Regions from separate parts of the Homo sapiens genome. Here all the other regions are linked to region 2. The links are chromatin loops, found by intact Hi-C in ENCODE. Cell type or tissue: endothelial cell of umbilical vein. All regions are shown on one strand. Links, peaks and the distances in the headings refer to the core of each region. The heading gives the core; the rest is flanking DNA. Region 1 overlaps LOC124901404 (a long non-coding RNA gene). Region 2 has its middle 68 kb from the start of ALDH8A1. Region 3 overlaps LOC124901404 (a long non-coding RNA gene). Region 4 has its middle 32 kb from the start of TBPL1. Region 5 overlaps ALDH8A1 (aldehyde dehydrogenase 8 family member A1). Region 6 has its middle 100 kb from the start of SLC2A12.

Region 1 (5,227 bases), core at 378-4,377, 760 kb after region 2:
CAAATTTTGAATTTTTTTTAATATTATGGGTGACACAGGCATGGTATTTTATTTCATTTCATAGAACTTTTCATAAAAATTTATGTTTGGTATCACTCTGATAAGCGGCAAGGTTGAGCATCTTTTATATGTTTGTTCAGCATTTATACCACCTCTTCTGTGAATTGTCTATTCTTATTCTCGTTTTTCTCTTATTTATGGATTATGAGTTCTTTGCTGATTTTGATATTAATCCATTGCCATGCATGGTCGTTCACACCTGTAATCTCAGCACTTTGGGAGGCCAAGGTGGGAGTCCAGGAGTTCGAGACAAGCCTAAGCAACATAACAAGACCCTATGTCTACAAAAATTAGCCAGATATGGTGGCACACACCTGTTGTCCCAGCTACTCCAGAGGCTGAGGTTAGGAGGATCACTTGAGCCTTGGAGTTCAAGGCTGCAGTAAATCATAATTGCACCGCTGCACTGCAGCCTGGGTGACAGAGGGAGACCCTGTCTCTAAATAAATAAATAAATAACATTGATTGTTATATATGTTACAAATATTTCCTCCCAGTCTTCTAGTTGTCTTTTAAACTTATTTGCAATGATGTTATGTAAAAGTTCAGAAATTTGATAAAATGGCATTTATTCACCATTTTTTAAGGCGTTAGCATTTTTATAATGTTTTAGAAGGTCTACTCTTAAGTATATTCTCCTTTTTGTTTTCTTTTAATAGGTTTGTTAAGTCTTTTGATTCGTTTGGAATTTTTGTAAATGCTGTGAAATATAGATCTATTTTTTTCAACACGGATTGGCAAATATCTGCTTTTAGAAAATTTATTTAGTTTCCTTTTGCTTAATTTTCCTTAAAGGAGAGGAAGGACTTTTTCCTCCGAATATCAGATCAATTAATCTTGAGGAAGTGCTGAGCCTGGCCTGGCTGGATCACATGTCCACCTGGGTGGCCAGGACAGCACAATTCCATGATTGGCAGCTGCCCCAAAGCTCATAGAATCAGTGTATGGGAGAAGTCCTCAAAATAAGGAACAATACTGTTCCCAAAGTCAGATAGGAAAAAACACTGAGTGGGGCTGGGCACAATGGAACATGCCTGTAATCTCAGAACTTTAGGAGGCCAAGACAGGAGGCTCAGTTGAGGCCAGGAGTTCAAGACCAGCCTTGGCAAACATACCAAGACCCCATCTGTACAAGAAAAAAAAAAAAGTCGGTCAGATAAAAATAATAAATGTTCACCATAGCCCTAAACAATCTCTTTTATCTTCTTGATAGCTTTCTTTCTGATCTTTTTGTTTGCTTCCATATAGATGAAGATAGTAATAATTTTAATAGGTAGCACTTACAGAGCACTTCTCTGTGCTGGGTTGTGCTCGCTGTTTTGCAGGAGTTCTTTTTAAAGATATGCCTTTGATGAAAAAAACTTCATCAAGCATTTTGAATACAGTTTAGATGTGAGAGAGAAGCTTGGGTTTTAAATTTTTTAAGTTCAAACATCCATTTTTCTAGTTAAAAAGAATGTACCAATCTAATACGCATGAGAGATGCTAATCAGAAAACGTGAAGGGCACAAGCCCACTCTTTGAGATTTTCACTGAAGAAAGTGAACATGTTAAAAAAATTCACTTTATTATTAATTTGCAAAACATATTATTAGTGATAAGCAAACGTTGGCACCCAGGTTAAAAGTTTAGCAAAATGATGTTTACAAAAACTGTGTAATGAAACAGAAAAAAGCTTAATGACAACATGCTGAAATTGTTAAAATTCTGAAGTTTGAATTCTGATTCTGTCACCTTGAAGCTGTGAGACTTTTGACTAAGTTACTTCATGTTCCCCGGTTTGCTCAACAGTAAAATAGGGGTGATAACAGTTCCTACCTCACAGGGGTGCTATAGGAATCTCAAGTGAGATAATGCACATGAAGCGCTTAGCCCTGCATCCAGCACGTTGTCAGCCATTGCTATTACAACCACCTTCATCATCTGTGAGTACAGCAAGCAAAACACTGCTTGGAAAAAAAATCAGAAGGAAATGAACCCATTGGAGACTGGCCAAAGAAGTACTCCTAAAAGCATAGCAAAAGGAATTCCAGAAGTTTACAATAACACAAGGAAGAAATTTACAGTTTGAAAATATAAATATCAGTTTAATAGTTAAGCTAAGTTTTAAATGTAATGCCTTATTTATTAAAGCCTTAAATTTAAGCCTGAAAGTTAGCGACATCTGCTGGAAGAAAGGTGAATTATTCAACTCACGTACCAAGCACCTGTCCTAATTCATTCAATTCAATACTTTATTGAGCAGGAATTTGGTATCAAATGCTTTCCTAGATTCTGTGGACAAAGTGATTAATTCCCATGCTCAAGGAATTTAGTCTTTCAGCTCAGGTATAAGCCACCTGTGCTTAAGAAGAAAAAAAGTGGACATTATCACCATGGATCTTTCAATTCTGTTAAAAAAATTAGATCTGTCGGCTGGGTACAGTGGCTAACACCTGTAATCCCAGCACTTTGGGAGGCTAAGGTGGGTGGATCACGAGGTCAGGAGTTCGAGACCAGCCTGGCCAACATGGTGAAACCCCATTTCTACTAAAAATACAAATATTAGCCAGGCATGGTGGCAGGCTCCTGTAATCCCAGCTGCTCGGGAGGCTGAGGCAGGAGAATCACTTGAAACTGGAAAGTGGAGGTTGCAGTAATCTGAGATCATGCCACTGCACTCCAGCCTGGACAACAAGAGTGAAACTCCATCATAAAAAAAATTAGATCTACAACCAAGAATAAATTAAGTAGCAATACAAAGCTGGTATATGACCAAATGTTAAAATAAAAACTATCAATAGTAGAGCCATAAGAGTTTAGGGAGAGACAGGATATAGCAACTAAGGTAACACCTGGAAAGTCATTCAAAGGTGTGATTCCAGAATTTCTTTTAATGACCAGGGGGAGCTCTGAATGTTTTTGAGCAGGGAACTGATGATAGAACTAGTACAGTCATGTCTCGCTTAACCAAAGGAACATGTTTTGAGAAATGTGTCATTAGGTGATTTCATAGTTGTTTGAACATTATAGAGTGCACTTATACAGACTGATGGTATGGCCTGTTACACACCTGGATTATATGGTATAGCCTATTCCTCCTAGGCTACAAACCTGTACAGCATGTTACTATACTGAATACTGTAGGCAATTGTAACACAATGGTAAGTATCTGTGTGTCTACACATATCTAAACATAGAAAAAGTACAGCAAAAATACAGAAGAAAAGATAAAAATGATGGTACACTATATAGGGCCCTTACACGAATGGAGCTGGCAGGACTGGAAGTTGCTCTGGGTGAATCAGTGAGTGAGTGGTGAGTGAAGGTGAAAGCCTAGGAATGACATTACCATGCACTAATGTAGACATTATAAACACTGTACACTTAGGCTATACTACATTTATAAAAATATATTTTTCTTCTTTTTTTTTTTTTTTTTTTTTTTGAGACACAGTCTTGTTCTGTTGCCCACCAGGCTGGAGTGCAGTGGCCCTATATCAGCTTACTGCAAACTCCACCTCCTGGGTTCAAGCGATTCTTGTGCCTCAGGCTCCCGAGTAGCTGGGATTACAGAGGTGCACCACCACACCCGGCTAATTTTTGTATTCTTATTATTTATTTATTTATTTATTTATTTATTTTGAGATGGAGTCTTGCACTGTCATCCGGGCTGGAGTACAATGGCACAATCTCAGCTCACTGCAACCTCCGCCTCCCAGGTTCAAGCAATTCTCCTGCCTCAGCCTCCCGAGTAGCTGGGATTACAGGCGCTCGCCACCAAGCCCAGCTAATGTTTTTGTATTTTTGGTAGAGATGGGGTTTCACTATGTTGGCCAGGCTAGTCTCGAACTCCTGACCTTGTGAGCCACCCACCTTGGCCTCCCAAAGTGCTGGGATTACAGGCGTGAGTCACCGCACCTGGCCAATTTCTGTATTTTTAGTAGAAATGGGGTTTCACTGTGTTGGCCAGGCTGGTCTCAAACTCCTGACCTGAGGTGATCCGCCTGCCTTGGCCTCCCAAAGTGCTGGGATTACAGATATGAGCCACTGCACCTGGCCAGAATATATTTTTCTTTCTTCAATTATTTATTATTATTATTATTTCTTCAGTAATAAGTTAACATTAGCTTACTCATTTTTATTTCATAAAAGTTTTAGACTTTTTTGTAGGTAACGCAGCATAAAACACAAACGCATTGTATAGTAGTATAAAAATAGTTTCTTTCTTTGTATTTTTATTCTATAAGCTTTTTCTATTTTGAAATTGTTTTATTTTTATTTTTTACTCTTTAAACATTTTATTAAGCATTAAGACATGAACACACACAATAGCCTAGGCCTAGACAGGGTCAGGATCATTGATGTCACTGTCTTTCATCTCCACATCTTGTCCCACTGGAAGGTCTTCAGGAGCAATAACATGCATGGAGCTACCTTTTCTTTTCTTTTTTTTTTTTTTGAGACAGAGTCTTGCTCTGCTGCCCAGGCCGGACTACAATGGCATGATCTTGGCTCACTGCAACCTCCACCTCCCGGGTTCAAGCAATTCTCCTGCCTCAGCCTCCCAAGTAGCTGGGATTACAGGCGTGTGTCATCACACCCAGCTAAATTTTTATATTTTTAATAGAGGCAGGGTTTCACCATGTTGGCCAGGCTGGTCTCAAACTCCTGACCTCAGGTGATCCACCCACCTCGGCCTCCCAAACTGCTGGGATTACAGGCGTGAGCCACTGCGCCTGGCCTGGAGCTGCCATTTCTTATACCAGTGCCTTCTTCTATAATACCTCCTAAAGGACTTGCCTGAAGCTGTTTTATAGTTAACTTTTTTTAAAGTAAGAGTACATTCTAAAATAACAATAAAAAGTATAGTATAATGAATACATAAACCAGTAACATAGTCATTTGTTATCCTTATCAATCATTATGTACTGAATGTACATAATTGTTGGTACTATATTCTATATGACTGACAGCTCAGTAGGTGTGGTTTTTTTGTTTGTTTGTTTGTTTGTTTTTTTGAGATGGAGTCTCACTCTGCCGCCCGGGCTGGAGTGCAGTGGCACGATCTCCACCCACTGCCAGCTCCGCCTCCCGGGTTCAAGCCATTCTCCTGCCTCAGCCTCCCGGGTAGCTGGGACCACAGGCGCCTGCCACCACGCCTGGCTAATTTTTTGTATTTTTAGTG
Region 2 (5,227 bases), core at 512-4,511:
TATGCATTAACCCCCCTCTCTCCATCTCCCCTCCTCTACACTCTTTCCAGCCTCTGGTAACCATCATTCTGTTCTCTACCTCCATGAAATCAACTTTGTAAGCTCCCATATATGAGTGAAAACGTGATATTTGTTTTTCTGTGCCTGGCTTATTTCGCTTAACATAATGACCTGCAGTTCCATCTGTGATGCTGTAAATGACAGGATTTCATTCTTCTTTATGGCTGAATAATATTCCATTATGTACATGTACCACATTTTCTTTATCCATGCATTCATTGATGGGCATTTTAGTTGATTCCATATCTTGGCTATTGTGAATAGTGCTGCAATAAACATGGGAATGCAGAAATTTCTTTGATTACTGATTTCCTTTCTTTTGAGTATATACGCAGCAGTGGGATTGCTGGCTAATATGGTAGTTCTGTTTTTAGTTCTTTGAGGAACCTCCATACTGTTTCCCATAATGGCTGTACTACTTTACATCCCTACCAACAGTGTCAGAGCGTTCCCCTTTCTCAACCTCACTGGCATTTGTTAATTTTTGTCTTTTTGACAACAGTCATTCCAACTGGGGTAAGATGTTCTCTTGTTGTGGTTTTTGATTTGCAGTTACCTGATGATTAGTAGTTTGAGCATTTTCTCATACACCTGTTGGCCGTTTACATGCCTTCTTTTAAGAAACGTCTATTCAGATCTTTTGCTTATTTTTTTAATTGGATCATTTTGGGGGTTTTTTCTTGTTTTGTTTGCTTGTTTGTTTTTTGCTATTGACTTGTTTGAGTTTCTTGTATTTTCTGGTTATTTATCCTTGTTGAATGGACAGCTTGCAAATATTTTCTCCCATTCTGTAGGTTGTCTCTTCACTTTTTAAAATGGTTTCCTTTGCTGTGCAGAAGCTTTTTAGCTTGAGGTAATCCCATCTGCCTATTTTTACTTTGTTGCCTGAGCTTTTGAGGTCTTAATCAAAAACCCTTTGCCCAGATCAATGTCCTGAAGCATTTCCCCAAAGTTTTCCTCTAGCAGTTTCATAGTTTTTTAGCTCTTACATTCATGTCTTTAGAATTATTTTAAATTGGCCAGGCGCGGTGGCTCACACCGGTAATCCCAGCACTTTGGGAGGCTGAGGTGGGCAGATCACGAGGTCAGGAGATCAAGACCATCCTGGCTAACACAGTGAAACCCCATCTCTACAAAAAATACAAAAAATTAGCCGGGCAGGGTGGCGGGCACCTGTAGTCCCAGCTACTCAGGAGGCTGAGGGAAGAGAATGGCGTGAACCCAGGAGGCAGAGGTTGCAGTGAGCCTAGATCCCGCCACTGCCCTCCAGCCTGGGCGACAGAGCAAGACTCTTTCTCACAAAAAAAAAAAAAAATTATATTAAGTTAGAGTATATTGTTTGATACAAAAAAGTATCAAAGAGCCAGATTTCTCTGCTGCTTTTACATACACATTTGTGACCTTGAAAATCCTCTTTCTACCACTCTGCCTTTTACACATTCAGGGCATCTTTTCACATCTTAGAATCATTCCTTCCTGCATGTGATTGCCAGGTGAGTCTTCTTAAGACACAGTTCTTATCACTTTATTTTCCTTCCCAGAAATCTTCAATGCTTTTCAATTGCTTACAATAATAAGCTCAAACTTCCTTATCCTTGCATTTACAGAATCATCATGTCTCAGCTTCCTTTTCCTGCCTTATCTCAAACTATTCTCCTAAAAATTCCTACTCAGGTTAAATTGATTTTCCTGGTGTTTCTCAAGCACATTTCATTTTTTTCTTATCAAAAACGTTTAACATGTTCTTGGTCTCCATTTTTTGGTGCTTACTTCAGTTTTTCTTATTATCCATGAATTTCATCAAAATTCTTGTTATTTTTTCACATGTGGCTCAAGAAACCCTTAAATTCTTTCTGCCCCCAGCCAGAAATACTGGCTCTCAGAGTAGCCATTGGTCTATACCACTCTTGAACATACTTTATTTGTTTAATAGCGTGATTATTAACTTTTATAATTACTATTTATCTTTGTATACTTTAATGCCAAGTCTCCAAAACAAGAGATCAGGAACATATCTTACATTTCTCCATACATCTTTCAGTACACAAAATGTCCCGTGTTTAACAGAACTCAGTAAATACATGTGGCTAAATTCTAGAGCTGGAAGGAGACTTGGAGGTCTGGGAAGCTGATGAGTTGGGTGGCTGTTTAATGAAGCCTGAACTAAGGGAGACTTCAGCCCTGTGATCCTAGCTGTGTCCTCTAAATAACAGATTTTGACTAACTGGCTTTTACTAGCACATATCATTGAGTCTGATTTATAAAGAAAGATGTATAGCATGGGTGAATAGTTTGAAGCAAAAATAAATCTAAAACATGGCTAAAATTAACCTGCGGAGAAATCTTTCCGCAGTTTGGTGGTCTTGAAAACTCAGCTTTTGATTAAGATTAATGTTCCTGATTTCATATTCAGTAGAAACCCAGGCTGACGATTCGTCATTTCACTTATCACATGCAACACCACTGCATCCCAGCAGGTGACGCTGCTTCTCTGCAGAATATTTTTCCTGGCGCTTAACAGCCTTTCCAATTCTCACAAGCTCTGCTCCTGCAAAGGCCTGACCCAGAAAAGCAATTTTAATCTTTTACGTCAGTAGAAATAGGAATCGCTTATATTTAGTACATATTCCTTGCTAGACACGCGTTTCAAAGAGCCAGTTTTGGTTTGTTTTCCTTTGAATATTTCAGACCTTGGAAGACTTGGGTCTTCCCTGAGCCCTTCCCACATCAAGGAGGTCTTTCAGGTACTATCATCAACTGAGACTGAGAGGGCTTGAGTAGGTTTCGAATCCCACCCCTTCTTTCCACATGCGAGCATCTTGAAGCCCAGATCCCCTGTCAATGTCATTCATAAAGTCAAAGGCAGAGCCAGGGGTCAAACTCCTCTCAGTCATCATCACTGTCCCACCCTGTCTTGGCCCTTACCCCGCTCAACAGAACGGGGCATGCTGCACCCTAAACTGTAATGTGACAAAAGCCAACACTGGTCTCAGTCCAAGAAGCCACTCTCCGAAAACAAGAGAGCTTTGGTAACATCATTGTGTGTGTGTGTGTGTGTGTGTGTGTGTGTGTGTGTGTGTGTTAGTGTTAGGGATTCTCTTTGTCTCATTCCTCTCTGTAGCATCTGGTCTGTGATATTCTCTTTGTCTCATTCCTCTCTATAGCATCTGGCCTGTGATAAGCCCTCAACAAGGAAGGAAAGGAAGAAGGGGGAGTGTGTTATGGGCTGAATTGTGCCCCCCACAAATTCATAGGTTGAAGTCAGCCCCTGTATCTCAGAATGTGACCTTTAAAGAGGTGATTAAGTTAAAATGGGGCTTTTAAGGTGGGTCCTCATCCAATCTGACTGGTGTCCTAATGAGAGAGGAGATCAGGACATGAGGAGAGACACAGGTTTTCACAGAGGCAAGACCCTGTGCAGTCAGCAAGAGGGCTGCCATGTGCAAGCCAAGGAAAGAGGCCTCAGAGGAAGCCAACCCTGCTGGCACCTTGATTGTGGACTTCCAGCCTCTAGAACTGTGAGAAAATACATTTGTGTTGTTTTAGCCACTCAGTCTGTGGTATTTTATTTTATTTTATTTTCCTTTATTTTATTTTATTTCATTTCCTGAGACGGATTCTCACTCTGTTGCCCAGGCTGGAGTGCAGTTGTGTGATCTCAGCTCATGGCAGCCTCTGCCTCCTGGGTTCAAGCAATTCTTCTGCCTCAGCCTCCCAAGTAGCTGGGATCACAGGCATGCACCACCATGCCCGGCTAATTTTTGTATTTTTAGTACAGACGAGGTTTCACCATGTTGGCCAGGATGGTCTCAAATTCCTGACCTCAAGTGATTCGTCTGTCTTGGCCTCCCAAAGTGCTGGGATTACAGGCGTGAGCCACCGTGCCTGGCCTGTGGTATTTTTTTATGGCAGCCCAAGAGAACTAATATAGGAGAGAGGGAAGAAAGGAAAGAAGAGAGGAGAGGAGGGGAGGAAGGGAGGAGAAAAGAGGGGAGGAAGGAAGGAAGGAAGGAAAAAGAAGGGAGGAAAATAAGGAAGAAAGAATAGGAGAACAAAAGCAAAAGAGGGAGGGAGGAGCTTGGTGACTTGTAGCAACTCCTAATAACCAGTGACATCTGGTAGATCTGGAGATGATTCAACTCGGTTTAGAGCACTCTTATAAATAAGATATAAAACACTTTCTGACCAACTGAATTATTTCGTTAGCTCTTATTTCCTCCTATTTCCACTCAGACAATAAGTTAAAAAATGAATTCAGTGGCTTGTGTATCTGGGTGTGAATAAATCTTCACCTGCCACTTGGATGAGATCTGGCAGCAGCGGGCAGACATCATGGCAGCTCCCTGCATTTCCTCTGCTGACATCGTGGAAACTGCCCATTTAGGAGGGCAGATGGAACGTGGAAGTTTTTGGGAACAAGTCTATATTCACAGTCAGAAAAATTCCAGGAAATCCAAACACATGGTTTTATTAGATTCATGTCTAGAATGAGAATTATTACTCTAAGTAGAAGCAGAGCCTAAGAGGCTGTGGCCCCAGACAGGAAGTATAGCCTCTCCTATTTCTGACTCAAACATGAATTATTGGCTTTTCTTTCTTATGATACATCTAATTTTACAGGCAAAGCCTAAATGACCTGAGTTTTAGTTCTGTAATTTTCCTTCAGACCCGGTTCCTCCATGGGGCAATGTCTTATGCTGTGGATCTCACTTGACCTCCTTAACCGCCCCCCAACTCACCTGTCCTATGTCCCATTCCCTCTGGATCTCGAGAGTTGGTGAAATACATTGATCTGAACTGATGTGATAATTCATGTCTTAGAGAACCTATTTGATTATTACCACAGATCTCCCGGAAATATAACACTTTAGCTCGGGAGTTAAATCCATTCCACCAGTGGAGATTTCTAAGGGAGGTCCCTTTGTATCACTTCTGGATTCCATTTGGTTTCCTGCCAGTCATACCACCTGGGCACCCATATGGTTTCGCAAATGAAGGAAGAGATTGCATAAGAAAAATCGTTCATTTAGTAAGCACAATTGAGACCCTACTAGGTGCCAGGCACTGTGTTGTCAGGAGCTGAGGCACAAAGACCAAGCAAAAATAGGTCTGCTCCTTGAGGGAAGAGACAGACTTTTTACTGCAGAGTGTTGAGTGGTGGGATTGG
Region 3 (5,227 bases), core at 417-4,416, 770 kb after region 2:
GAGAATTTTTGCTCATGTAATAAGCCATCAGATGGCTTTGCATCAGAGGCTTAAAGAATGTTCTAAAGTCAGTCTCTCTCTAACACTCAGCTCTGCTTCTGGCAGTGTGGGCTTCATTCTTTTTTTTTTTTTTTTTTTTTTTTTTTTTTTTTGAGACAGAGTCTTGCTCTGTCACTCCGGCTGGAGTGCAGTGCAGTGCAGTGGTGCAATCTTGGTTCACTGAAGCCTCCTCCTCCCAGGTTCAAGCAATTCTCGTGCCTCAGCCTCCCGAATAGCTGGGATTACAGGCGTACACCACCACGCCAGGCTAATTTTTGTATTTTTAGTAGAGACGGGGTTTCAACATTTTGGCCAGGCTGGTCTCGAACTCCTGACCTCAGGTGATCCACCTGCCTCGGCCTCCCAAAGTGCTGGGATTACAGGCGTGAGCCACTGTGCCCAGCTTGGGCTTCACTCTTAAGCAAAGTATCTCCATGTGTGATGAGATTCAGGCTCAGATGTTCTTGGCTGTAGGTCCAGAGAAAGGAGATAACTTCTCTTCTCCAAAATTGAAACAAAAGTCTGGTTTTGATTGGTCTGAATCACTTGCCTAACAGTGAGCAAATTGCTGCAGTTAGATGTTTGGGCTGTTTTGATAGGTGGATTCTGGCACTTCTCTATGCCTCTCTTCTTGTTTTGGAGCATGTTTTAAAGGGGAGAAATGTGCCAAAGAAAACCAGGGGCTTTCTGAAAAGAGGGGAAAAATTCTGCAGCTTTTTCTATTTGAGACTTTAAGTTATCTCTCAGGGTGGACACAAGGCCTTTGTACACATGGCCCCCACATGGGAAGAAATCTTGAGGGGAAATTATGACCTGGCTCACATGTAGGACCTGGAGATTTGTGGTTAAGCATTGGCAGCCCCTCTGGACTTCAGGATACGTTGAGGGACAGTGGCTGAGCTGGGGGTTTTATGTTGGAGCCTGTAATGGGTTGAATTGTGTCCCTTTGTCTTAGTCTGTTTTCTGCTGCTGGAACAGAATACCACAGACTGAGCAAATTGTAAAGAAAGTTTATTCAGCTCACAGTCCTGGAAGCTGGGAAGTCCACAGCATGGCACTGGCATTTGGCAAGGGTCACCCCATGGTGGAGGGGTGGAAGGCAGAAGCGAGCACAGGAGAGACAGAGGGGAAACTGAGCAGAAATCATTTTATCAGGAGCTCCCTCCTGCCCATCAAAACAGCCCAAACATCTAACTGCAGCAATTAACTAACTCACTCCTGTGATAGCAGCATTACTGCATCATGAGGTATATTAGTCCGTTCTCACGCTGCTATAAGGAACTGCCCCAGACTGGGTAATTTATAAAGGAAAGAGGGTTAATTGACTTACAGTTCAGCATGGTTTGGGGAGGCCTCAGGAAACTTACAGTCATGGCAGGAAGTGAAGGGGAAGTAAGGCACCTTTTCATGAGGTGGCAGGAAGGAGAAGTGCTGAGTGAGTGGGGAAGAGCCCCTGATAAAACCATCAGATCTGGGGAGAACGAACTCACTATCACGAGAACAGCATGGGGGAAACCACCCCTATGATTCAATTACCTCTACCTGGTCTCTCCCTTGACATGTGGGGATTATGGGGATTATAATTCAAGATGAGATTTGGGTGGTGACACGAAGCCTCACCATATCATGAGAACAGGGCCCTCATAACCTAATCACTTCTTAAAGGTCCCATGTCTTAATACTGTCATAATGAAAATTAAGCTACCAACACATAAACTTTGGGGCACATATTTAAACCATAGCACCCTTCCCCAGAATTCACATGTTTAAATCCTAACCGCAGTACCACAGAATGTGACCTTATTTAGAATAGAGCAGTTGCAGATGTCATTAGTTGAAGTCATACTGGAGTAGCGGGGACCTCTAACCCAATCTGACTGGTATTCTTATAAAAAGAGAAATGCGGAATGAGATATGCACACAGGAAGACTGCCATGTGAATACTGTAATTATGCAGTCATAAGCCAGGGAGCTACCAGGCCTGTAACAGATCCTTCCCTAGAGCATGCAGGCCCTGCTAACACCTTGATTTCTGACTCCTGACCTCCAAAACGATGAGACAATAAATTTCTGTTGTTCTAAGCCATGCAGTTTGTGGTAATTTGTTATGGCAGCCCCGAAAAACTAATACAGAGTCTAGAGTTGGTATGTGACTGTGACCTGCGAGAGACTGAGCTTTAGCCATCACTAGGCATCATTGCATTGGGAGATAAAAGTCCTGTGATTAAATGCAAGATAGGCTGGGCATAGTGGCTCACACTTGTAATCTTAGCACTCTGGGAAGCTGAGGCCAAGGCAGGAGGATCTTTTGAGGCCAGGAGTTCAAGACAAGCCTGGACAACATAGTGAGACCCCCGTCTCTACAAAAAAGAATTAGCGAGGCATGGTGGTGTGCAACTATAGTCCCAGCTACTCAGGAGGCTGAAGTGAGAGAATCACTTAAGCCCAGGAGTTTGAGTCTGCAGTCAGTGAGCTATGTTCACTCCACTGCACTTCAGCCTGGGTGACAGAGCAAGACTGTCTTGAATGAATGAATGAATGCAGGATTGGTGCTCAACAGGGACACCATGTGGCAGTTTTAAAAGAGCCTTTAGTGCCTGTGGGCTGACCAGCGCCACCTAGTGTTTGAAAGATGGATGACTTTTATAATTTAGGAGGAAAGGAGGGGAGGTGATTATATAGGATTGTATGGATCTCAAATCATTAATTGGAGAATTGCATATCTTTATCAAATAATTTTTTTTGAGGAAAAGTCTTGCTCTGTTTCCCAGGCTGGAGTGCAATGGCACGATCTCTGCTCACTGCAACTTCCACCTCCAGGGTTCAAGTGATCCTCCTGCCTCAGCGTCCTGAGTATCTGGGATTACAGGTGTGCGCCACCACACCTGGCTAATTTTTGTATTTTTAGTAGAGACGGGGTTTCACCACATTGGCCAGGCTGGTCTTGAACTGCTGACCTCAAGTAATCCACCTGCCTCAGCCTCCCAAAGTGCTGGGATTACGGGCATGAGCCATTGCGCCTGGCCTCGTTATCAAGTAAATTTTAAATATCCAATATGAAACATTGTTCAAGGTTCTGAGAATACATCTTTAAATAAGATAGATGAAGTTTCTGCTCTGGTGAAGCTTGAGAAATAGGACCCTGTTTCCCCAGTAAGCTGTATAATAGGTCATGTGCTACATGAGCCCTTCCAACTCCATATAGATCATGGGCCAAGGGAATTGTAATAGGCTAGAAAGCCTGAATCAGATTTGAATTTGTTGCAGTTTCTAAAAGTAAAGGCATCAATGTAATGTTTGTCATTTCTCAATGTAGGATGAAGTAAGGAGTTTTCATTCCTGGTTCACACCTTATTATTATTATAATCAATAAACATTTTTAAAGTTTTTGATCTGATTAGGTTATCTCTAACTAGTCTAGCCTAGTGGTTCTCAGTAAGAAGCAGCAAAATTTTCTGTGGTTTTTTTTTTTTTTTTTTTGAGAGGGAGTCTCACTCTGTAGCCCAGGCTGGAGTGCAGTGGCACGATCTCGGCTCACTGCAACCTCTGCCTCCCAGGTTCAAGGGATTCTTCCAAGTAGCTGGGATTATAGACACTCACCACCATGTCCAGCTAATTTTGTATTTTTAGTAGAGACAGGGTTTTGCCATGTTGGCCACACTTGTCTCAAACTCCTGACCTCAGGTGACTGGCCCACCTTGGCCTCCCAAAGTGCTACTAAAAATACAAAAATTAGCTGCACGTGGTGGCGGGCACAGTGGCATGCACCTGCAGTCCCAACTACTTGGGAGACTGAGGCAGGAGAATCTCTTTAGCTCAGAAGGCAGAGGTTGCAGTGACCTGAGATCACACCACTGCACCCCAGCCTGGGTGACAGAGCGAGACTCTGTCTCCAAAAAAAAAAAAAAAAAAAAATCTTTTATACCATATTTTTATTGTGTCTTTTCTATGTTTAGATATGTGTAGATGCACAAATACTTACCTTTATGTTACAATTGCCTGCAGTATTCATTACAGTAACATGCTGTACAAATTGTAGCTGTGGAGCAATAGACTACCACACACATCTAGTAGACCATCTAGGATTGTTTAAGTACATTCTATGATGTTTGCACAATGATGAAATCGCCTAATGACACATTTCTCTTAACGCTTCCTGTCGTTAAGCAATGCATGACTGTATTAAAAACTACTGATGCCTTGGTGGCGCATGCCTGTAATCCCAGCTACTCAAGAGGCTGAGGTAGGGATAATTGCTTGAACTGGTACCAGGGAGGTGGAGGTTGCAGTGAGCCGAGATCACGCCACTGCACTCCAGCCTGGGCCACAAAGAGAGACTCCGTCTCAAAAAAAAAAAAACAAACCTACTGATGCCTAGGTCTCATTCCCGCCCCCCACTTCACTCCATCCCAAGGTTCTCATTTAATTAGACTGGAGTGTGGCTTGTGCATCAGAATTTTGAAAGCTCTCCAGCTGATGCTAACTTTTAGCAACATTTGAGAACCATTATTCTAAGCCATGAAAATTCATTCAGTATTTTTCAGTTGTGGTTGACAAGATCAGAATTTGGTGTTAGGAAAATTAATTTGGCAACGATATCAAGAGTGGACTGAAGCCCAAAGAAGTCTCAGAGAGAAGTCACATAGGAGACTAATGCAGTAGAATAAAGTGAGATAATAAGGGCCTAAGGAGAAGATAGGTGTACTTGAGAATGCACATGTATTATATAAGTAACAGAACTTCAGTGCTGATTTCAGAGAAGCAAGTTTGATCATCTAATGACCTTGTTGACCAAACAATACTAAAATAACCTGTGCATCTAAATAAGGAGCTGCCTTTCCAATTGATAAGCTGATGCATCTCTGTTGTAAAAAAATATTTTATCAGTATTAATGCATATGTTAAATTTGACATTTCATAATGCAATTCATAGAATCTGCTGTTTGTTTACTATTCCAGAATTTTATTGCTGAGTTCTCAATTTAAATCTACAGGTATTTCTATTATCAGTGATGTGAATTATGATATAATAACTCTTGATAATTGATATGGTTTGTCTGTGTCCCTACCCAAATCTCATCTTGAATTCCCATGTGTTGTGGGAGGGACCCAAGAGAAAGTGATTGAATCATGAGGGCAGGTCTTTCCCATGCTGTTCTCATGACAGCAAATAAGGCTCATGAGATCT
Region 4 (5,227 bases), core at 806-4,805, 960 kb after region 2:
CAAATAAGGAAAATACCACTTTTTCTACTAGTTTCCTCCAGGGCATGGTTCTGCCTATTTGGTTTCTGAGGATTCTCCTTTCCTTTTTTCCCTAACTGGATACCTACAGCAGCAGTCAAGATCCCTATTGTGAACATACAGAAAAGGAAATGAGAGACAAGGCTGCCACCATGTGGTGTAACAGGTGAACAGGAAGGAGGGGTTTATACAGAGAAGCATAAGAATTGGGAAGCTTATGAAAGGTGAATGTCCATTCATTAGAACAGTAATTGTCAACCGTTTATAATTGCTGTCATGACTCGGTGAGATCTACAAGTTTCTGAAATCCTCCTTATGGTACATCAGGAACTCCTGGACAGCCATTAGACCTAGCCATGCAGCTGCCTTAAAACTTAGGAAGATTTTATAATTGACAGATGTCCATGGATTGAGAGGTCTATAGAAGGCCCTTAGGAATATTTTTTATCTAAAAGTAGACCTACATATGTTTAATTTTATTTTATAAAATCAAATTAAGTAAACCAATATTATGGGATATTACACTATTAACCTTCTTTTTTTTGTGTTCCCATCTTTTTTACCATCAGATAGCTTTGGCATGATAGTCATATTCTATACATGAGATTATTTAATTAAATCGAATTTAAAAAATGCTAAGTGAAGCAAGTATTTAAGAAGTCAATATTTAAATAGGTTTTGCTTTCAGTAGTTACATAAGTTGTATTCTAGTTTGAGTGTCACAGAAATGGGCATGAGATATATTTTTGTTAAACATAAGAGGGAAGCACAAGTGAACTCACTGCTCGAGTTTCATAAAAGCCACTCTGTAGATGTGATGCTCCCAGCAAGCTGACCCAGGGTAAGAAGCAAGGCAATGAAAGATCAATCCACCAAAAATACTGTAGCAGCTGCTATCCTTGTCCTAGACAATCACAAATTGCTCATGGCATGTACCCACATATCTGCACTACTTCACCCAGAATCAGTGAGAACGGGCAGGGGGCAACATATCAGCGGCTCTTCCTCTGCTAATCTAAAAGAATTAGAAATAGGCTGCTCCCTATAAAATTGCCTGACATTCTTAAAACAGCCTAATAATCTCAAAGGAGCAATTTCCTTTATTAATTGAAAGCAGCTGAAAAATATATTAGCCTCATTTTATATTTTTAAAGCTTAAATATCTAAAGTATTGGAAACAAAGAAAACTGTACATCAGAGGGGAAGCAAAAGGTGACTAGATTGGGCCCTGGCCTCATGGCATGGTCAAGATGTTGAGCCGGCCAGGCGCGGTGGCTCATGCCTGTAATCCCAGCACTTTGGGAGGCCAAGGAGGGTGGATCAATTGGGGTCAGGGGTTCCAGACCAGCCTGGCCAACATGGTGAAACCCTGTCTCTACTAAAGTTACAAAAATTACCCAGGTGTGATGGCATATGCCTATCATCCCAGCTACTTGGGAGTCTGAGGCAGGAGAATCACTTGAACCCAGGAGGGTGGAGGTTGCAGTGAGCCGAGATCGTGTACTCCAGCCTGGGTGTCAGAGTGAGACCCTGTCTAAAAAAAGAAAAAAAAAGTTGAGTCCTGGAGTAAGACTTATTTGGACTAAAATACCAGTGTCACCGCTTAGATGATGACTTTGGTGAAGTTATTGAACCCCTCCCGTCTTCAGTTTCCTCATCTGGAAAATAGCCTGTCCTCTGGGTTGTGGCAAGGATTATAGAGGTAAAGCCATGCAGAGCACTTAGCACAGTGTCTAGCATTTACTCAGCACTCCATAAATGCTAGGCTAATAGAATCACCCAGAACTAGAGATGTGAATACAGCTAGATTCTGAGCACACTCACAATGAAAGTTAAAGAGAAAAGCTTAACTTCTATTGCATTTTTTAGACATTTACAAAAAATATGTGTCATCCAAAAAGCAATAGTTGAATGCCTGCAGGATTTCTCAAAGGCAGGACCTTAGTTGAGGCACCACATTTTCAGCTTAGAACTTGGAATTTCTTAGCACATCACATCAAAAAATTAGTCCCTTTGTGAAAAGTTCGTCCTGAGTTAGTGACTAGAGCACCAATATTCTAGTCAAATGATCTTACATTCAGAGTTTTAGATTCATCACTTACTAGTTGTGAGTTCTTGAACTTCAGTTTTCTCATATTGTAAAGTAAGAATAACGGCCGGGCGCGGTGGCTCATGCCTGTAATCCCAGCATTTTAGGAGGCTGAGGCAGCCGAATCACGAGGTCAGGAGTTCAAGACTAGCCTGGCCAATATGGTGAAACTCCGTCTCTACTAAAAATACAAAACTTAGCCGGGAGTGATAGTGGACGCCTGTAATCCCAGCTACTAGTGAGGCTGAGGCAGAAGAATCGCTTGAACCCGGGAGGCGGAGGTTGCAGTGAGCCGAGATTGCGCCGCTGCACTCCAGCCTGGGTGACAGAGTGAGACTCCTTAAAAATAAATAAATAATAAGAGTAGTAGCAAGTACTTATAGACAGCTTACCAAAAGTATAGCACTCACTATGTTACCACTGCAGCAGGGAGATAATGTATGTAAACACCTATCCTAGAGCAAGCCTCAATAAGTTTATTTTATTACCTTGGAATTCTTTGATGGTGGTGTCTAGAGAAACCCTGGGATTTAGGAATTTGGGAATGGACTAACAAATCCATTTTGACTTATGAATGGAAAAAGAAGAATATAGGAGGAAATGATTTGGCAGTGTTCCAGTTATCAATTTGTTGTCTCTCAGCTCCAAATCCACTCCTGGTTGCCTGTTCAGCTGGAAACCCACTGTTCTGGAGCCAGTCTCTACCAGCATCTCTCCTTTGCAGCTGGCACGATGCTAAACTTTATCAGTAGAGGGCGCTGGAGGGACACTGTAAGGAGAAGTGTTTCCTCTTTCGAATTCATCCACTGTGCCCCTCCTAGCAGGATTTTACTTTTCTATTATTTTATTTTATTTTATATTTTATTTTATTTTATATTTTCGAGACAGAGTCTGGCTCTGTCCCCAGGGCTGGAGAACAGTGGTGCAATCCCGGCCCCCCGCAACCTCCACCTCCCGGGTTCAAGTGATTCTAGTGCCTCTGCCTCCCGAGTAGCTGGGACTACAGATGCCTGCCACCATGCCCGGGTAATTTTTGTATTTTTAATACAGACAGCATTTCACCATGTTGGCCAGGCTGGTCTCGAACTCCTGACCACAAGTGATCCGCCTGCCTCGACCTCCCAGAGTGCTGGGATTACAGGCATGAGCCACCGCCTCACCCACTGTGCTCCTCCTAGCAGGCTCCTGCAGACCATGCTCCTGCAGCAGGTGTGGCCTCCAGCAGCATCTGGTGGCCAGAACACAGCCACTCCCTTGTGGAGATCTCCATCCATCGTCTCCTCAGGTGGCTTTACAGCGACTTCCTAGGTGTGGCACCTTTTGTGGGTGGCTTTCCCCTTAAACCCTAGAGGGCAGTTTCCCAGTAATTCCCAGCCATGGTTCCCAGCTTGCCAGCCTCTGCCAGCCTGCACCCCAATAGGCAGTTTCCTGCTTGCGAGCTCTAGCTGAAATTCTAGTTTGCCAGCCTTTGCTCAGACCAGCTGTGGGACAGTTATGGCCTCAATCAACTCAGGAACCTCTCCTCTCTCCGGTGAACTTCTCCAGTGAGGTCTGAATCCTACCTTTGGGAAGGGGCCCTCTTTTCCAACTTTGTTCCCTCGCTGGGTATATTCACTCATCCCTAGGGTTCTCCCTTTATAGTTAATCCTCTGCTGCAGTCAACTTTTTTTTTTTTTCTTTTTTTCTGAGATGAAGTCTTGCTCTTTCACCCATGCTGTAGTGCAGTGGCGCCATCTCGGCTCACTGCAACCTCCGCCTCCTGGGTTCAAGCGATTCTCCTGTCTCAGCCCCCCAAGTAGCTGGGATTACAGGTGCACACCACTATGCCCGGCTAATTTTTTTATATTTTTAGTAGAGAGAGGGTTTCATCATGTTGGCCAGGCTGGTCTCGAACTCCTGACATCAAGTGATCCACCCGCTCCGGCCTCCCAAAGTGTTGGGATTACAGGCATGAGCCACCACACCCGGCCAGTAGTCAACTTCTTAAAATTTAATTTATTCAAATTACGTTCTGGTTTCTGCCCTCTGATAGGACACTGACTGCAAAGGTGGGTCATTCATCCAACCTCTGTAAAAACCCAATGAACTCTAGTCTACCATTAATAGGGTAGAACTCTATTCTGCTTTCTTGTGACCAAATTTCCTTTGTCCCTCATATCTTTCTGGGAAATTTTGAATACATAATGGAGATTTTGGTTCTTTGTGTGAGTCACGTCCCTTTTATTAATCTATCCTTGGCTCAGATGTATAAATTTCAGTGAATGGTCAAATCAATATTGATAGGAGCCTGCAAATGTTATGCCTCTTCCAGTTATGAGTTGGTTTAATGAACTGATTCTGTACCATCCTAGAATCCATCTCACTCACACGGCAGCTTACACCTTCTTGGTAAGGTGATTGGGAGAGCCTTCATGGAGGAGATGGCATTTGAGTTGGACCTTGAAGGAAGGATGGAATTTTACAAAACTGAAATATAGCCACAATCATGGGTATATTCCAGGCAGAAGGAAAAGATGCAGAGGTTTAAGCATTTATCCAACGAACATATTTGATGGGGAAAAAGTAGGAATAACATTGAGATGAAGGTAAAGTCAGAGCATGGAAGGCCTCGAATGCCAGGCAAAGAAATATCGAGGAGTATCATGTTTTCATGAAGATTTGGCTTCAGTGTAGAATAGATTGGATTGGGGCATGATTCTGAGACCTAACCAAATTCACGAATGAGAAAATTATTATAGTAGCCAAGATATGAGGCAATTTGGACCTATAGAGCCACGAGGATAGGAAATGGAAAGGAAGGAATAGTTGTACAAAACAATGCAAAGGAAAAATACGTGAGATCCTGAATGGGTGGATGTAAGAGAGGAGACTTTGATAACTGAAGTGGTATCCAGTTTGTGGCAACAGAAACAGGGATCATAGGGAAAACATGTTAGTGCTGATTTTCCAATCTGACAGAAATGTGCTGTGAGGAATGGAAAGTCCCTGTAATAAATATAACTGCTAGGATGATGTAATCCCAAAACTTTATTTATCTATTTATTTAGAAACACACCTAGCTAATTTTGTTTTTTGGTAGAGACGGGGGTGGAGGTCTCACTATGTTGCCCAGGCTGGTCT
Region 5 (5,227 bases), core at 657-4,656, 58 kb before region 2:
GAAAGTCACATGGCTGGATCCAAAAGCTGAGGGGCAAAGAAATATACTCTGTTCATTGGATGAAAGGAAGTGCAAATATATACAGCAAAGGGCATGGATATAGGGAGAGATGAAGAACTAGGGCTGATCATGCAGTCTCCTACTCATTCTAAGCAGAGAATTTCAAAGCAAAGATAATTTGAAAAGCAGTTATGCAGTCAGATTATTTAGGATGTTTTCTGATATGTCAGTCACCATTCCACTCCCGACACATCTCATTTTTTTTTCCCACTCTTTCCCAGAGGTCAGAGTAATGGAGTAAATATTTGTAAATTTTTGCAAGAATATCTGTTAAGATAAGCCAAGAGTTTTAAAAATTACATGTGTGCCATAAACCAATCAAAAATCAGAAAGCAGCCTGAGTCCAAGCCCTTAAAAAGAAAATAGTTCTCTGCTGGTGTTCCTGGCCAGGCTCCCTGCATCGCTAAAGAGAACTCAGTAGCAGTCTAGGTAAGCTTCTGTTTCTCTTTCTGTTCCATCCAGGAGCTAGGACGTGCAGGGCATGTGATGGGCAAGCAGGTGCCACACAGCATCCCGTGCCAGGGCATTCCCAGCCGCTCTTCTGATGACTCTACCATGTGTGGGGAGGTCATGAAATACACATTACATGTGTATAAAAGTGTTTCGTTTTGTGCTGTGCAATTACAACTGTCCTAACACCCGTATTTCAATGCCTTTGTCGCAGGTACAAAGCCTGGTGATTTTGAATTGCAAGAGTTTGTGTGGGTGAAGTGGTAGCATCTGGCAAACTGGTGATGAGAATGATGTGTTCAGTTCACAGAACAAAGATTATTGACTCAATTTTAACCCCCCACCTCAGTTTCCAACCTTATACCTAAATATTGTATGGTTTTATCAAACCATGATCAAGTCTTTGTGAGGTCAAGGAATGCCTGCCCCGGGCTAGAAGGAATCCAGGCTGTTTCAGTGTGAGTTGGGACGCGTGGGCAGTGGAAGCTGATGGATAGAGTGTCCCCATTAGCTGATAGTGCTTTATGTTGTTTGCTTCTTACAGGGAAAACCTTAGCACTGGCAAGAACCATGGACATTCCCCGGTCTGTGCAGAACTTCAGGTTCTTCGCTTCCTCCAGCCTGCACCACACGTCAGAGTGCACGCAGATGGACCACCTGGGCTGCATGCACTACACGGTGCGGGCCCCGGTGGGAGTCGGTGAGTGCTGTTCAGTGAGAGCCCACCTCCCGGTTATGCTTGCAGATGCTCACAACATTCTATGGCATTGTCCTCAAGGAACAGGTTAAAGAAAAGGAAGAGCTGATATTTTTCTTTTCTAAAATCCATTGGCCTCAAAGATCTATTTCTAGTTTATTTTCTTTGTGTCAAATTCCCTGCTTTTCTTTTTAGACAGCGTCTTGCTCTGTCGCCCAGGCTGGAGTGCAGTGGCATGATCTCGGCTCACTGCAACCTCTGCTTCCCGGATTCTAGTGATTCTCTAGTCTCAGCCTCCTGAGTACCTGGGACCACAGGTGCGAGCTACCACACCGGCTAATTTTTGTGTTTTTAGTAGAAACAGGGTTTCACCCATGTTGGCCAGGCTGATCTCAAACTCCTGACCTCAAGTTATCCTCCCGCCTCGGCCTCCCCAAGTGCTGGGATTACAGGCGTGAGCCACCACGCCAGGCCTCATGTTCATGACTTATCTGGAAAATCATAGGGAAAAGAATGATGCTAAGAGTAAATATGTAAATTCACATGCCAGGATTTTTTTTTCTACTTATATTTAAAAAAGGAAAAATCAGGCTGGGCGCAGTGGCTCACGCCTGTAATCCCAGCACTTTGAGAGGCTGAGGCAGAAGGATCATCTGAGGTCAGGAATTCGATCAGCCTGGCCACCATGGTGAAACCCCGTCTCTACTAAAAATACAAAAATTCACCGGGCGCGGTGGCTCATGCCTGTAATACCAGCACTTTGGGAGGCCAAGATTGGCGGATCGCCTGAGGTCAGGAGTTCGAGACCAGCCTGGCCAACATGGCGAAACCCCATCTCTACTAAAAATACAAAAAGTTAGCTGGATGTGGTGGCGGGCACTTGTAATCCCAGCTACTTGGGAGGCTGAGGCAGGGAGAATTGCTTGAACCCAGGAGGCCGAGGTTGCAGTGAGCTGAGATTGTGCCATTGCACTCCAGCCTGGGCGACAAGAGTGAGACTCGGTCTCAAAAAAACAAAACAAAACAAAACAAAAAAACCCAGCCGGGCGTGGTGGCATGCATCTGTAGTCCCAGCTACTTGGGAGGCTGAGGCAGGAGAATCACTTGAACCTGGGAGTCGGAGGTTGCAGTGAGCTGAGATGGTGCCACTGCACTCCAGCCTGGGTGATAGATCGAGACTCTGTCTCAAAAGAAAAAAAAAAGAAAGAACTATTTATGTACATTAAATAAATTAATAAGTGTAGGGCATGTAGTATGGTGCCAGGTGTGTGATAAATAAGCCTCTACTGAGAATTATCTTACTTCATGCATTCCTTTGCCTCTTGACCTTTGGAAGAACGTATAAATAAATGTCTGTGATGACTAAAACCTTCCACCAGATGTCACTGTTTCCTCGGAGAAAAAAATCATCTTTTTAGCTTATTACATTTTATGAATATAAGCTAAAAGGAAAACAATTGGGACATCTCATTGCTTTGGTTACTTGAAACCTTCAGAAATTATGTTTTCAAGGCATTGTGGAAAGCTCTACCTCCTCCTAGGAAGTGTGCTAATATATTTTGCTGCAAAAATATTTTTATCCCCTAAAGAATGGATTTTTCAGTGGGAAATTTAATAATATAAAAGATGCATTTACTTTCATAGCACAGGCTTGAGGGAAGAGTATAAAATAAGGTGAATCAATTTCCTTTCAGAAGGTAGATTTTTATATTTGTTTGTTTTGTGATTGGAAACCTGGATAGGTTCAGAATATTGCATGGAGACACATTCTAGCTGCTGGTTACGTTACTCATCCAGCAAATCTATCTGGTCAGGATACAAGTGACAATCTAGAGAGAATTTTTATTTAAAAATATTCTAAATAGCCAAAATGGATGTCACAGTCCATGCACCAAAGGTTATTGGCTTTACTGATAGGAGGGCCCTCACATGGAACACTCAGAACTCATTGGCCCCTATTTTATGAATAATTATATAAAGCTTGAGATTTTATGTCTCAACCCATGACAGATTTGAAGTAAAGGTAAAGAAACATGTTAGAAGAAATAACAGCCAGACCGTTAAAATAATGGGGAAGGAGACATTTTTGAAAAAGTAAAGCTCAGTCTATAAATCTCAAAATGCGTCACATTCTGGAACTGTTTAGTGACAGGTGACAACTGTTTTTTTATTTTTTATTTTTTTTTGAAGTTCCAGGGTACACGTGCAGGACGTGCAGGTTTGTTACATAGGTAAACGTGTGCCATGGTGGTTTGCTGCACCTATCAACCCATCACCTAGCTATTAAGCCCAGCATGCATTTGCTCTTTATCCTAATGCTCTTCCCCCCGACTCTCCCCTGACAGGGCCTGCTGTGTGTTGTTCCTTTCCCTGTGTCCATGTGTTCTCATTGTTCAGCTCCCACTTATAAGTGAGAACATGCAGGTGTTTGGTTTTCTGTTTCTGTGTTACTTTGCTAAGGATAATGGCTTCCACCTTCATCCATGTGCCTGCAAAGGACATGATCTCGTTCCTTTTTATGGCTGCATTGTATTCCATTGTGTATATGTACCACATATTCTTATCCAATCCATTATTGATGAGCATTTGAGTTGATTCCATGTCTTTGCTATTGCTATTGTGAATAGCAAAGTGCTGCAATGAACATACGCGTGCATGTATCTTTATAATAGAATGATTTATATTTCTTTGGGTATATGATAGGTGACAACTCTTTAGCTCTGGAGTTTATATTGCTGTTGTTCATAATCATGAACTGCCAAGAAATGGGGAAATCATATTGACTTTACTCTGTTTTAAAAGATACAGTTGCTTGGAATATATTTTAGAATTATTTCCCTGAAAGTGGCTACAAATAAGCAAAGCTTGGGAAGAAGTTAGAAGAGTAAGCTAAGTTTTCTGCAGCATGAAGGAGTTTTGCGTTAATAACCCCACTTGGCCAGTCCACCTCAGAGGGGTATGCCGTCACAGGCAGTGCTTCTGCTCTCATCCCTTAGCTGGTCTGATCAGCCCCTGGAATTTGCCACTCTACTTGCTGACCTGGAAGATAGCTCCAGCGATGGCTGCAGGGAACACTGTGATAGCCAAGCCCAGTGAGCTGACTTCAGTGACTGCGTGGATGTTGTGCAAACTCCTGGATAAAGCAGGTAATTAGGTGTTGGGGTTGGGGGGCAGGCACAGAGTTGGAGCAAACCTATAGTTTATAGAAATCTTCCACTCAGCAGCACAATCGATTCCAGTGACATCATGGGCTTTGTCTTTCTGATCCTTGTCTGGGAAATCCCCTCCACCCACAGGGTTCCCTCACCCTGCTTCCTGTCTTCAACACCAGAACGGTGCTACTGCAGGCAAGTTCCACTCCCCAGGGTGGGCGACTGGCAGCACAATAGTGACGCAGACTTAAACAGCCCCATCAAATCAAAGACACCTGCCTGCTCCAGAGAGTCAATTAAAATCTTAAGTTGGGGCCAGGTGTGGTGGTTCACGCCTGTAATCCCAGCACTTTGGGAGGCTGAGGTGGGTGGATCACGAGGTCAGGAGATCGAGACCATCCTGGCTAATACGATGAAACCCCGTCTCTACTAAAAATACAAAAAATTAGCTGGGCGTGGTGGCGGGCGCCTGTAGTCCCAGCTACTTGGGAGACTGAGGCAGGAGAATGGCATGAACCCAGGAGGCGGAGCTTGCAGTGAGCCGAGATTGCACCACTGCACTCCAGCCTGGGCGACAGAGTGAGACTCCGTCTCAAAAAAATAAATTAAAAAATAAAATAATAATAATAATAATAAAATAAAATCTTGAATCACAAGTTAATCCTGATGACAATAAGAATATTGCTAGGTACACCTACAGTTTGCTTGGCTATAGAATACCTAGTAGAAGTAGCCCGATTTCAAGAGATCTAAATATACATCCTTCAGTTTTTCCTGCCTTTGGGACTGCTACTGGAAAGCTAATACAATATGGCCTCTTCCTAGCATATCAAGGTTCACACGTTTGCTCCTTGTTCTTTTTCTGCTA
Region 6 (5,227 bases), core at 479-4,478, 730 kb after region 2:
AACTTTTTCTAACAGTATCCTTTTGAGAGTTTTGTTATTTGGTAGAAATGAGTTTTTATATACATCTCAAGGTGCTCAACTGTCCCTTGGTACCCGGGGGCAGGATTGGTTCCGGGGTCCCCGCAGATACCAAACCCTGTGAATGCTCAAGTCGCTTAAATAAAATGGCTTAGTAGGCCAGGAGCGGTGGCTCACGCCTGTAATCCCAGCACTTTGGGAGGCCAAGGCGGGTGGATCACGAGGTCAGGAGTTTGAGACCAGCCTGACCAACATGGTGAAACCCCGTCTCTACTAAAAATACAAAAATTAGCCGGGTGTGGTGGTGCGTGCCTATAATCCCAGCCACTCGGGAGGCTGAGGCAGGAGAATCGCTTGAACCTGGGGGAGCGGAGATTGCAGTGAGCCGAGATCAAGCCACCGCACTCCAGTCTGGGTGACACAAGGAGACCCTATCTCAAAAAAAAAAAAAAAAAAGGCTTAGTATTTGTGTATAACCTATGCACACCCTCTCGTATACTTTAAGTCATCTCTAGATTATTTATAATACATAATACAATGTAAATGCTATGTAAATAGTTGTTCTACTGTATTTTAAAATTTGTATTTTTTTTACTGTTGTATTTTTTTTATTGCCTTTGGGTTTTTGTTTGTTTGTTTGTTTTTTGTTTTTTTTGAGACGGAGTCTTGCTCTGTCACCCAGGCTGGAGTGCAGTGGCACGATCTTGGCTCACTGCAAGCTCCGCCTCCTGGGTTCACGCCATTCTCCTGCCTCAGCCTCTCGAGTAGCTGGGACTACAGGCGCCCGCCACCACGCCCGGCTAATTTTTTGTATTTTTAGTAGAGACCAGGTTTCACCGTGTTAGCCAGGATGGCCTCGATCTCCTGACCTCGTGATCCACTCACCTCAGCCTCCCAAAGTGCTGGGATTACAGGCGTGAGCCACCGTGCCTGGCCTTTGGGTTTTCAATAAATATTTTTCTTTCTTTCTTTCCTTCCTTCCTTCCTTCCCTCCTTCCCTCCCTCCCTCCCTCCCTCCCTCCTTCCTTCCTTCCTTCCTTCCTTCCTTCCTTCCTTCCTTCCTTCCTTCCTTCCTTCCTTCCTTTCTTCCTTCCTCCCTCCCTCTCTCTCTCTCTCTTTCTTTTTGATGGAGTCTTGCTCTGTTGCCCAGGCTGGAGTCCAATGGCGTAATCTTGGCTCACTGCAAACTCTGCCTCCCAGGTTCAAGTAATTCTCCTGCTTCAGCCACCCGAGTTGCTGGGATTACAGGACCTGACACCATGCCCAGCTAATTTTTGTATTTTTGGTAGAGACAGGGTTTCTACTAAAATAAAAAATAGCCTAAAAGCACATTTGATTTTTGTGCCAGGCAGGTCTCAAAATCCTGACCTCAGGTGATCCACCCCCCTCAGCCTCCCAAAGTGCTGGGATTACAAGCACCTTGAGATGTGAGCCAACATGTCTGGCCTCAAAAAATATTTTCAATTCATGGTTGGTTGAATCCATGGATGTGGACCCTGTGGATACAGAGGGACGACTGCAACCGTTTATTTAAATTGATTTTGAAAATGTTTCACATTGGCTGGTCACGGTGGCTCCCGCCTGGAATCCCAGCACTTTGGGAGGCCGAGGTGGGAGGATAGCTTGAGCTTGGGAGTTTGAGACCAGCCTGGGCAACATGGTGAAATCCCATCTCTACCAAAAATACAAAAATTAGCCAGGCTGGCGATGCCCTTGTGTTCCCAGCTACTCAGGAGGCTGAGGTAAGAGGATCGCTTGAGCCTCGGGTGTTGAGTCTGCAGTGACCCTATCTCAATAAATAAATAAGTGAATAAATAAATAACCTACATTCACAGAACACTTCTCTCATGTTGACTCATTTTATCTTCTTATCAGACTAGTAAGACAAAGAGGGTAAAATATTTCTATTCAATATGTTAATACCGAGGCTCTGAAAAGTTCAAATGACTCGACACCTATGGAGAGGGCGGAAGGGCCAGAGTTGGAATCCACTGTTTCTGACACCAGAGCCTTCACTTCTTCCCAGGCCTCCTTTGAACATCATGGCATATTTACTGAGCGTGAGCAAAGGAGCCACTGCCAGGAATATATAGGCCAGCTATTTTAGTCTCCCTTCCACTGGGATTACTTTTTTTTTTTTTTTGAGATGGAGTCTCACTCTGTCACCCAGGCTGGAGTGCAATGGCACGATCTCGGCTCACTGCAACTTCCGCCTCCCAGGTTCAAGCGATTCTTGTGCCTCAGCCTCTTGAGTAGCTGGGATTACAGGCAAGCGCCACCACACCCGGCTAATTTTTGTATTTTTAGTAGAGATGGGGTTTCACCATGTTGGCCAGGCTGGTCTCGAACGCCTGACCTTGTGATCCGCCTGCCTCGGCCTCCCAAAGTGCTGGGATTACAGGCTTGAGCCACTGCGCCCAGCAAGGGATTGCTTTTTTATGAGGCAAAATCTTGAAACTGTAGAAAAGAACCAAAGGTTACCAGTTAATAACTTTGGAACATTTAGTTCAAATATGAATGGGCTGTTTTAAAGTGAATATTTGATTAAAATGTATTACAAATCTGAGAGGCAGCGGCATATATTTAATGGTATCTAAGTCCTGTGTTTAAGGGATAATAATACATACTGTACATTCCTCACAGAGCTATTGTGAGAATCAAATGAAAAATAGGAACTTTTACATATAAAGAATTACTGTCTAACTTGTTTTATTGTCTGACATCAGGGTAGCAATTTGTGGAATATCAACCTCAGTCTGCAGCGCCACCCAGTGGACACAATGATACATGATACTGCATTTTCTCGGTTTCAGATATAAATATTACCTGTATTATTTACCTGTCTGGTACACACATTCAGTATACTATTTCTTTCACTATTTTTATTTATAAAACTTTTTTGTATGAAGTTTTGCTGATAAGTTTTATTTTCACAAGTCATGACCAAAAAAAGGCCAAATTTTAGAGCAAGAACCCATATTTTACCTGGAATGATCTATCCTACACAGACGTCCTTGTCAGAATTTTAACCTGGTGCTTATTTTGTAAACCAGCAGTGATGTTAACACAGGAGAAAAAGGTGAGGGACTTTGTTGGAGAGCTATTTCCTTCTTTATTTCCCCATAACTTGTACTTAAAATTCAGCTTATACCTGAAACTTGTTATAGTTCACTCATTCATATACATATCATTGCTTCAATAAAAATCTATTGAGTATTTCTCAATGTTAGGCACCACGCTTAGTGCTAGGGATACAATGATGAACAAAAAGGAATGTGGTCCTTGTCTTCATGAGTTTTGCAAACCAGGCAGATAGATTAAAAAATAATTAGGTGACTATACAAATGTTGGTGCCTCACTTAGCTCAGAAAATGAGAATATTTTATTTTTTTGCTACTCAACAAGATTAGAGTTTGTCCTAATGTATATCTGAACATTTGGAGGCAGTGGGTTTACAATGTAAAACTTTGAAGCTCTTTTATTTTGTTTACTCTTTGAGACAGGGTCTCCTTCTTTCACCCAGACTGGGGTACAGTGGCATGGTTACAGCTCGCTGCAGCCTCCATCTTATGGAATCAAGTGATCCTCCTACCTCAGCCACCTGAGTAGCTGGGACTACAGGTGCGTGCCACCACACCAGGCTAATTTTTAAAATTTTTTTGTAGAGACAAGATTTCACTATTTTGCCCAGGCTGGTCTTGAACTCCTGAGCTCAAGTGATCCTCCTACCTTGGCTTCTCAAAATGCTAGGATTCCAGGTGTGAGCCACCACAGCTAGCCTGAAACTCTTTTGTTTAAACCTGAAAACACGAAGAAGAGAGACTTCTTCCATGTTACAGCATAACCATACGAAATAGTGAAATTTAGAGTCAGAAACAACAGGATTTGAATGCCACAGTCCCTTACTGCTCTCATGACCTTCAGCAAATGATTGTATCTCCCTGATACAATTATTTGTATCAGGTGCAAATGTAGAAGATGCAAGTGTAAATGTAGTTTCCAAAAAATCAAGTGTGCTGTTAGGCTGACTGTTTTTTATTTTCTGTAAAATAGAAATTATATCTAACTTAAAGAGGGAAAGTCTTGACTATTTAAATGTGTGATATACAAGTTATTAATAAATAGTTTGCCTAAATGATCAAAGGCCACGATTTTAAATATATTACTCAAGTTACACTGACTCCCTGAAATGATACTTAAAGTTTAAAACATGAGAAAAACACATAAAAGTGGACCAAAAAATAAATAAATAAATAAATAGTAGTTTTGAGAACATAGCACATAATACTATTATGTTTGGAGGCCAATACAAGGTATTCACATTTCAAGGACAAGCAGTGACTATCTAAACTCTCATTTAATAGCCCAAAGCATTGGGCTAAGGCAGATGTTATAAATCCAATTGGCTAAATAAGGGTGTTTTTTGTTTTTGCTTTTTTTTTTTTTTTGGCAGGGTCTCACTCTGTCACCCAGGCTGGAGTGCAGTGGCACAATCATGGCTCTCTGCAGCCTTGACCTCCCAGACTCAAGTGAACCCCCCGCCTCAGCCCACCAAGAAACTGCGACTTCAGGTGCATGCCACCACACCTGGAAAATTTTTGTATTTTCTTTTGGAAATTGGGTTCCACCATGTTGCCCAGGCTGGTCTTGAACTCCTGGGCTCAAGTGATCCACCTGCCTCAGCCCCCAAAGAGCTGGGATTACAGGCATGAGCCATCATGCCTGGCCAGAAGTAAAGATTAATTGGCTATCTTAGGTCTCATGACTAGTTAACAGGACAAATGGAGCTAAAACCCATGACTCTTAATCCTCTGAGTTGTGTCTTTTTAGTTAGACACCATCTAAAAGAAAGGGTATTTCTGATTATCTAAGCGATATTAACAGAAGTGTTTCATCAGTACTTTTGGAAGTCTTGCCATGCAGTCCTTCAGATAATTCCCCTATTACATGTATACAGAGGGAATGTATCAAATGGTGTGCCAGTTTTCTGTTCTACTAAACACATACACATTTGTAACCACAACTCAAAATATCTCAGAAGGGAGGGAAAGAATAAACAGCTAGTGGCCGGGTGCGGTGGCTCACGCCTGTAATCCCAGCACTTTGGGAGGCCCAGGCGGGTGGATCATGAGGTCAGGAGATCGAGACCATCCTGGCTAACAAGGTGAAACCCCGTCTCTACTAAAAATACAAAAAATTAGCCGGGCGC

Evidence for each region. A loop is a pair of places that touch in the nucleus more often than their neighbours do. Peaks named below come from ENCODE experiments on the same cell type or tissue, not always from the same donor. Only the 100,000 strongest peaks of a DNase experiment are listed, where the experiment ranks them.
Region 1: a loop joins it to region 2, with 12 times the contacts of the local background. A loop is called at or near these places in 33 of 110 quality-filtered maps.
Region 3: a loop joins it to region 2, with 11 times the contacts of the local background. A loop is called at or near these places in 33 of 110 quality-filtered maps.
Region 4: it touches region 2 in a loop (2.7-fold over the local background); 3 of 110 quality-filtered maps call a loop at or near these places.
Region 5: a loop joins it to region 2, with 8 times the contacts of the local background. A loop is called at or near these places in 15 of 110 quality-filtered maps.
Region 6: a loop joins it to region 2, with 8 times the contacts of the local background. A loop is called at or near these places in 77 of 110 quality-filtered maps.

What each region holds. Positions count from the first base shown.
Region 1 is chr6:134,120,775-134,126,001 of GRCh38, reverse strand. It overlaps LOC124901404 (a long non-coding RNA gene), which reads right to left. Exons shown (of 3, transcript XR_007059774.1): 3 at 4,569-5,227. Among named protein-coding and RNA genes, the nearest start is that of SLC2A12, 71 kb to the right of the region's middle. In endothelial cell of umbilical vein, for the core only: a CTCF peak has its summit at 2,227 (motif pointing left); DNase peaks (open chromatin) are centred at 1,981 and 2,131.
Region 2 is chr6:134,879,950-134,885,176 of GRCh38, reverse strand. No RefSeq gene overlaps it. Among named protein-coding and RNA genes, the nearest start is that of ALDH8A1, 68 kb to the left of the region's middle. In endothelial cell of umbilical vein, for the core only: a CTCF peak has its summit at 2,526 (motif pointing right); a DNase peak (open chromatin) is centred at 2,546; H3K27ac peaks cover 276 bases.
Region 3 is chr6:134,108,677-134,113,903 of GRCh38, reverse strand. All of the region lies in intron 2 of LOC124901404 (a long non-coding RNA gene), which reads right to left. Among named protein-coding and RNA genes, the nearest start is that of SLC2A12, 59 kb to the right of the region's middle. In endothelial cell of umbilical vein, for the core only: a CTCF peak has its summit at 2,624 (motif pointing left); a DNase peak (open chromatin) is centred at 2,633.
Region 4 is chr6:133,919,070-133,924,296 of GRCh38, reverse strand. No RefSeq gene overlaps it. Among named protein-coding and RNA genes, the nearest start is that of TBPL1, 32 kb to the left of the region's middle. In endothelial cell of umbilical vein, for the core only: a CTCF peak has its summit at 2,843 (motif pointing right); a DNase peak (open chromatin) is centred at 2,846.
Region 5 is chr6:134,938,392-134,943,618 of GRCh38, reverse strand. ALDH8A1 (aldehyde dehydrogenase 8 family member A1) reads left to right here. Exons shown (of 7, transcript NM_022568.4): 3 at 1,055-1,210; 4 at 4,204-4,353. Among named protein-coding and RNA genes, the nearest start is that of ALDH8A1, 9.1 kb to the left of the region's middle. In endothelial cell of umbilical vein, for the core only: a CTCF peak has its summit at 2,573 (motif pointing right); a DNase peak (open chromatin) is centred at 2,598.
Region 6 is chr6:134,154,516-134,159,742 of GRCh38, reverse strand. No RefSeq gene overlaps it. Among named protein-coding and RNA genes, the nearest start is that of SLC2A12, 100 kb to the right of the region's middle. In endothelial cell of umbilical vein, for the core only: a CTCF peak has its summit at 2,776 (motif pointing left); a DNase peak (open chromatin) is centred at 2,762.